Linked DNA regions of Homo sapiens: region 2 is linked to region 1. A link is a contact called in ENCODE Hi-C or POLR2A ChIA-PET data. All regions are on one chromosome and are shown on one strand. Each heading gives the region's core, a stretch centred on a gene start or an enhancer-like site at or near the end of the contact. The rest is flanking DNA. Distances are from core to core; before and after follow the strand shown. Region 1 holds the start of IL1A (interleukin 1 alpha). Region 2 has its middle 28 kb from the start of NT5DC4.

The links. Hi-C counts contacts between places; a loop is a spot of excess contacts on that map. ChIA-PET counts read pairs that join two places held with the same protein, here RNA polymerase II (POLR2A). Pooled maps may share reads with other maps.
Region 2: a pooled map shows a loop between it and region 1 (2.3-fold over the local background). The contact joins the enhancer-like site here to the promoter of IL1A in region 1. A Hi-C loop is called at or near these places in 3 of 50 pooled maps. POLR2A ChIA-PET finds 5 or more read pairs at or near these places in 4 of 52 experiments (A549, A673, activated CD4-positive, alpha-beta T cell and 1 more).

The regions. Positions count from the first base shown.
Region 1 is chr2:112,782,974-112,786,824 of GRCh38, forward strand. IL1A (interleukin 1 alpha) reads right to left here and starts at 1,520. Exons shown (of 7, transcript NM_000575.5): 1 at 1,470-1,520; 2 at 751-805. The coding sequence starts at 797.
Region 2 is chr2:112,691,009-112,694,404 of GRCh38, forward strand. No RefSeq gene overlaps it. Among named protein-coding and RNA genes, the nearest start is that of NT5DC4, 28 kb to the right of the region's middle. RefSeq lists a silencer at 106-292 and enhancers at 1,025-2,224, 1,643-1,882, 3,342-3,396. Within about 2 kb of position 1,568, at least 16 of the 41 ENCODE cell types and tissues checked have a DNase peak (open chromatin) inside an H3K27ac peak, as active enhancers do; they include endothelial cell of umbilical vein, where a contact is called at or near this core.

The DNA of each region.
Region 1 (3,851 bases), core at 270-2,769:
GAGCTTTACCTGTGCTTTATCTGTAAAAATTGGACTTGGCTAACAAATTGAAGAGCTTTAATTGAAGTTCAGGGAAGAATGTTAAGCTCCTTTAGAGAAAAGAAAGGTTTTGAAGCACTTCCTTTTTATTTTAACCAAATAGATTATATGTTACACATTACTTTCATGTATTCACTAAAACAGATTTCATAATTTATACTTAGTAAAATATCCAGGCAAAATTTTGACAGCCTAGTTTGTGTTAGTATTTACTACAGATAATGGAAACATCATGTTAGTTTAATATGTTCCGTAATTTTATCTTTGTGTTCATTTACCTTTCTTCTACATCTGAGTGAGATTTGCCTGCATATGTGAGTTCACATGCCCAGCTTGCTGTGGAGCCATTTCCTGTTCCTGAATGAGATCAAGTTTTCCTGAGAATGGACCAGTAAAACCCATTCTTATATCAGGGCATGTGATCTCAACAGAGGCTGTGTCTAAGTTGATGCTGATATTCATGTAGGGCTCAGCAGACCTCAAAAATAATTTTTCTAAAATGGCGGTCTCCCTGCCAATGTAATCTCAGTTTAACATGCTGAATGCTTAGTTTTTCTGGGTCTTCTCTGAACCTGCTCTGACTTCAGGACTAGTACACATCTCTACAACCTCTGCCGGCCTGCCCCCATGCTGGCCACTGTTATGCCTAGCTGGATTCTGGTGAGCCTTGAAACCCTCATTAAATCACAAGAGATAAATCTTATTCCTTACCTGTAACAGTTCTTCAGGTCTTCAAACATGTCTGGAACTTTGGCCATCTTGACTTCTGCAACAGAGAACACCAGCCACCATCAGCTCAGCCAGCCTCTAATCCAGATATCTGTGAGGGGAGCCCCTCCTCTTTGTGCTTCCTGAAAACTTTGTTGAATGACTTAGTCCACATTCAGCATTTTCTCCATCTTCTAGCTCCTTTGAATTAGTTTGCTATGTACCTGTCTCCTTTATTAGATCGTAAACTTCTTTTAGAATGTTTTATTTATGTTGGTATTCCTTATGTGCCCAACCTAATGTATTGCCAGAACAGGCATTCAATCAATGAAAGTTTGAAGAGGTTACAAAAACACCACAAGAATAAGGTATTTGCCTTACACAGAGGTAAGAGAGAGACAGAGTTGGAAATTTTCAATTTTCTCCTAATAATTTTGGATAGTAGAGATTCCCTCCCATGAGAAGCCTCAGTTGTATTCACCCATGCCCTCATAGGAAACTAGTTCTGCTGTCCCTCAGTATAACGAATCAGTCCTTATCAGCAAAATGAGAGAATCATTTTCTGAAATCTGACTGTAATTCTAGGTCACATACCAAACCAGGGAGGGACAAGAAAAGAAAGGAGAGGCTGTAGCTTTAGAGAAGGCAATGTGAGAGAAAACAGCCAAAGAGAAAAACAACAACAGAAAATACTTTAATAGCCAGAGATGTGAGGACAATACCTTTGCTGACTCAAACGCCAATGAAATGACTCCCTCTCTGGCTGGCAGCTTAAGCCTGAGTCAGTCTTCTTCGCCTTTTGTAATTGTCTTAAGTAGGCGTGGCTACGTGGCTACAAGTGCGTCGTCAAAACGGGGAATTTACAGGGAAGAATTCAGTTTTGTATTTTTCTATGTTCATTCAACTCGATACTGGCTAAAATAGTGAAAGATGGCATAGCTGATATTATTGTTGTTTGCAGATATTCCAGAAGTTATTGATTTGGTTCATTTATTCACCCCTTTGCTTTATAAGATGACAAACATGTAGTCTTAGAAAAAGGGAAGCGCGGGAAACTTATCAAGTTTCTAGGAGGAAGGGAGAAATCGTGAAATCCGAAGTCAAGGGGCTAGATTTGGAGAGGAATTTATTAATAATAATAGTTCTAATAGTAGCTGTAGTTGTGTTCTGGCTGAATTTGTTGATTGTGCTCCAGGGTGAATTGGCAGAATACTTGGCAGCTCCTGGCAACTTTTGAGGGAAAATGAGCCATCTTTTCTGAAGAGGGAAGTTTGCTTGATTAAGGCATAAATCACCTCAGAGTTTGGGGTGACAAGCTCCTGGTTAGGGCAGGGTAGAGAAGAGAACAGTGGTATTTGAGCACAAAGAAGTCTTGATCCTCTTACTCTTCTGAATATTGTCAACACATTTCCTATAGAGGGGATGGAGCTTCAGGAGAGAACTCTCCACCCTGGCCCTGTTACAGTAAAGTAGCCCTCTACCAAGGACCAGAGAGAAGCCTGGTCTTCTGTAGGATATGCCCAAGGTGTGTCTTCTGTAGAAGAAGGTGTGTGCAAGCCCCGGGAGGTATGCGTAAGGCCTCAGCCAGAAGCCAGTGGCTAAGTTTGGGAATGGAGATTGGGAGAAAGGAAGGCATGGATTTTTACATATGAGCCTTCAATGGTGTTGCCTGGTTACTATTATTAAAGAATTTCTCAGCTTTTATAATTCCTGTGGCCAGCCTAGTTCAGGTGGTAGAACACCAGACTCTTAGCAAATGAATGTTTTGGGTTCCCAGTTGGAGTTTAAGCCATGTATATTTTAAATAGAGGAAATGAACTAGGTGTGATGGCATGCCCCTGTAGTCCCAGCTATTCAGGAGGCTGAGGCAGGACAATCACTTGAGGCCCAGAGTTTTAGTCCAGTGTGGGCAACATAGTGAAGCCCCCATCTCTAAAAAATAATAAACGCAAAAAAGCATGGATCTGGGAGGAAAGCAGCTTGTGTGAGTTGGATAAAGTATTCCCTCTGTTCCTGTTTAATTGTAAATAATGGGGTTGGTTAGGTGTCATAAGGTCTATTGCAGGTGCAAAATCTCTTATTCTGATTTAATGCCAGTCTAATTCTCCTGGTCATAGACCTGGTGCTATAATAGTTATAACAGGAGCCACAGAAATAACCACACTTGGATGTAAGCAATGTAAGTGTAGCACCAGACTAGGGTAGAAGCTTGGGTGTCTAAGGATGAATCCTGAAGCAACAGTGATGCCAGCCAACTGGCTACATTTCTGCTTACCTTGGTTCCTCTTTAGGCAACACAGAAATGTTAATCCTGATTAACCCTCTCCTCCTGAGAATCTTGTGAGGGCTATTGCTAAGGAACAATTGCAAAGCACATTGTGAATGTGAGCTGCTATGGAGATGCAACTAAACAAAAATAATGACAATGCTAATGATGGCTTCAGTCACTCAAGAACCTGTATAGTCATCATTATAATGCCTCAGTTCACCAAAGAAAATATAGTTCTTATGAAAATACTGGCTTGAAAGCTTCAACAGGGATAACATTTTCAGGTGAAGGCCACCATTGAAAGCCTGAAGATATTTAGCTTCTGGGAGCAATGCATACCATCTCTTTGGTAATCCAGGAAAAAAACCCTGGTTCCACCAACATAGGCAATACCTATCCTGGTCCCATCCTCACTCCTCTGTTGTAAATAATTCCCCAAAGGTGGTTGTTGAATTTTTCAAAGAGAACTTGGTTGAGAAACAGCTAACTTGGGTTAGAATATCACCCAACCTTTTCCTTCACATGATCTTCTTGTAAATTGATTTTTAAAGGAAAACTAGGGTGGGTGAGGTTCAGAGAGAGGTGGGTCCTTGCATTGTTTTGGGGAGCCCGCTTTTCTGGGACTGTGAACAACAGTCACCTCTTCTAGGGAAGGGACAGTGGAACGTACTGGGCAGGGCTCTACTGGGTAGATAGTGGAACATACTGGGCAGGCCTGTGGTGTGTGCGTTGGGAGCCATCCTGTGACAGGGACTTTGGGTGGCTTCAGGCACCCACCTCTCGACTCTGAGGAGGCCTCAGGAAACCCTTAATGAGTCACTGTCATCTAAATCAT
Region 2 (3,396 bases), core at 318-2,817, 92 kb before region 1:
CGTGGACCGCTCCAACTGCCACCCAGGAGACTGGAGGTATTGCCACCACTGCCACCTCATGGACTGAGTGGGTTTTACAGAGTGCCTCATGTGACTAATTTCTTTTTCTTTCTTTTTTTGAGACAGGGTCTCGGCTCACTGTAGCCTCAACCTCCCAGGCTCAGGCAATCCTCCCACCTCAGCCTCCCAAGTAGCTGGGACCACAGGCACGCACCACCACGCCCAGCTAATTTTTGTATTTTACTGTGGAGACGGTTTCTCACCATGTTGCCCAGGCTCATGTGACTAATTTCTGATTCAGACACAGGGTGAGTACATTTGATTGGTGGAGTCACGAGTCCCAACCCTCCCTGCAAGGAAAACTGAGGACATGAGTCTCTGGCATTTTCAGCTTCTGCTGTGAAGGGAATTCTGCCTTCTGAAGACGGGGTTCCTTTAACAGACAGAGGATCAGACGCTGGGTGGCTCGAAAGAATGAAAATTGCCTTCTACAATACCACCCTACAAAGCTTCCTAAAAAAACTGTTTTTTCTCTGACCCCCAAGTGTCTTCCTCTCTCTTTCTCTTAGGTCCCCTCTCTCCTTGACTCTCCATCCTACCGTCTGCTTTTTCTACTGCCTTGTGGAGTTCCCTGATTCCTTAGAGGGTGGTGGGGAAACTGAACACTTCGGCTTTATATGTGTGCTCATATACATATGAGCAGGCCTAAAATATGTGTGCAGTTTTTACACAAGGGATGTCGTAGTCTGCCCAATGTTTGGCACCTTACTTTGAACAGCACAGATAAGGGATCACTCCATTTTCATACAGAGTGCTGCCTTATTATGTTAGATGGCTGAACAGTGAATGAACCATGATTTCTTCTTTTTTTTTTTTTTTTCCTGGAAGCATGCTAGATGGCTCACCATGATTTATTTAGTACATCTTCCCCTGATGGCCATTAGGTTGTTGGGAGCCTTTAGTAACTGAAACAGTACTGCACCCTGGTGCATGTGTATTACTCGTCTGTGTTAAGTAGGGATGTTGCTTAGCCCAGCTGGAGGAGAATTCTAGTTTTTAACACTCCTGGGTGTGAAGTCACAGTGGGCTGGATGGGCCTCCCAGCGCCTGCTTCCAGAGAAGTCTCTATATGCCTCGTGGGTGGATGTAGAACCTGGGAGTGAGGCTTGGCAGGAAATCTGCAGTGAGAAATGTCACAACCCAAACAGTAACTCATACACAGAGCTTCGCATGTCTCATTCCACAAGGATCAGCAGCTGGACCATTACCTGGAGCTATAGACTTGATGAAAGCCCCAGAAATGGCTAAGGCAGAGGAAGTGCCTGGGAGTTGTTTGGCAATTTGACACAATATCTTTTAGATATTTTTAAAGCCACTGAGCAAATCAAATCCTCAAGTTTAGGGATGGATTCAAAGGCCAGTCCTTTCACTATCGGACTGGAATGATTTTTAGTCATCTTACCTCTCAGCATTTACTCCTTTTCCCAGATGCAGCAGCCCCACCTCCTTCCAGGGAGTCACCTGTCCAGGTCAGGTGCCTCCTCAGGGGAAGCATCCCTCACCCGCCAGATTGCCAGGGCGTGTGACTCTATCTGGGCCAACCACATCCTCTCTCCTGGACTTTGACTGCTGCGAGGAGTGAGGCTAGAACCAGAGAAACCTAGCTGATGCTGACTCATGCTGGAGGTTCCTGCGGAGTGAGCATCAGAGCTCATGAGCTCATCTCCCTAGAAACCAGCATGCCTGAACTTGACCTCTGGCTTCTGCAGCCAGGCGGCAACTGTAACAACAGCAACTCCCTCCCTACTCCTCAGGGCCCATATCTGCCCAGCTTCTCCTGCCTTGGTCCAGTGTGGTCTGTACTCCTCCTGTGCTGTCCTCCCAGCCCCTCCACCATTCTGGCTTCCTGTTAGGTAGAGACCCCCTTGACCCATCCCATACCTCCCTCACTTCCATGCCCACCTGGGAGCTGCAACCAGAGCCAGCTAAAGCTCTGCATCCCCCAACCCAAGTACACCTTCATTGTCCCTCCAAAGCCCTGTCTCACCTCAATGAGATGCCTCACTGAGATGCTGGAACCATTTCATCCTCAGTAATTGGGGTCAGTTTCTCCCCAGTCCTGTGACTTCTGCCTCTTGTCACCCTGAGGGCAGGCAGGAGAGCCCTGGTGTGGCAAAGCTGGTTGGGGAGCAAATGGGCACAGGAGAGAAGAGGGAAGGTGTGGGAGGATGAGTCACTGGCAGAGTGGGCAGGGGCGCTAAGGAAGGGAATGAGTGCATGGACCTGGGCTTGATGGTTCAGCTACTGAACACCAAGATGCTGCAATTTGAGAGTTCCAGAAAGTTCTCCCTACTTAGCACTAGCTATTTTACCAGCCTGGGTTAATATAGGATCTTTAGATCCCTTGAGAAGATGAAAATATTTAAATTGTGACCCCATTAAAATCCAGGCACTATCATTTGGATTTGTTCATAACTCAGACCCAGCAAAGACCAAGCAGTAAGAGGATGAGACACCGGCCTGCTGGCTCCAGAAGAAGAAAAACAAATCAGAAAATCTGAATTTGAGGCCCGGTTTCCAATTTACTACTGAGCCACCTTAAGCAAGGTGTTTGATTTTTCTAAACACCAATTCTCTCATCCACATCAGGTCTCTCCTGCTGTCTGGAGAATGGGTCAAAGTGGGCGAGGGAAGGAATGACCCGGAAGTGAGGCTGGAGGGGCAGGAAAGGAGTGGAGTGCCAGCATTCCTGCTCCGCCCTGCGCTTCCCAGGCACCCCTTACACACACCTCCCTGTCCCCAAAGCCCCCAGCCATGTCTTCATGGAAACGAGGCAGGAAAGCGGAGCAGGCGCAGAGGTGCCCGTTGCTGTACATCTGTAGTTGCTGCATAGAGTGAGAGCAAACCTGGCGCTAAAATTGGTAGCAGGTAAATAGATAAATGAGATGGTCCCAGGAGAGAACTGCTCATGCTCTGAAAGACTCATGTCACCAAAAAGGGCAGACAGAGTGTCCTATTTTTTTTTTTTTTTTTGAGATGGAATCTCCCTCTGTCACCCAGGGTGGGGGGCAATGGTGCGATCTCGGCTCACTGCAAGCTCCGTCTCCTGGGTTCAAGCAGTTCTCCTGCCTCAGCCTCCTGAGTAGCTGGGATTACAGGCAGGTGCCACCACACCGAGCTAATTTTTGTATTTTTAGTAGAGTCAGGGTTTCGCTATGTTCGTCAGGCTGGTCTCGAACTCCTGATCTCAAGTGATCCGCCACCTTGGCCTCCCTAGGTGCTGGGATCACAGGCATGAGCCACCGCGCGCTGCCCACGGTGTCCTACTTAACAAGGCATCTGGCCCAGCCATCATTGGAAATCCACCTGGCTTCAGGTCAGCCCCCATGCAGGGCC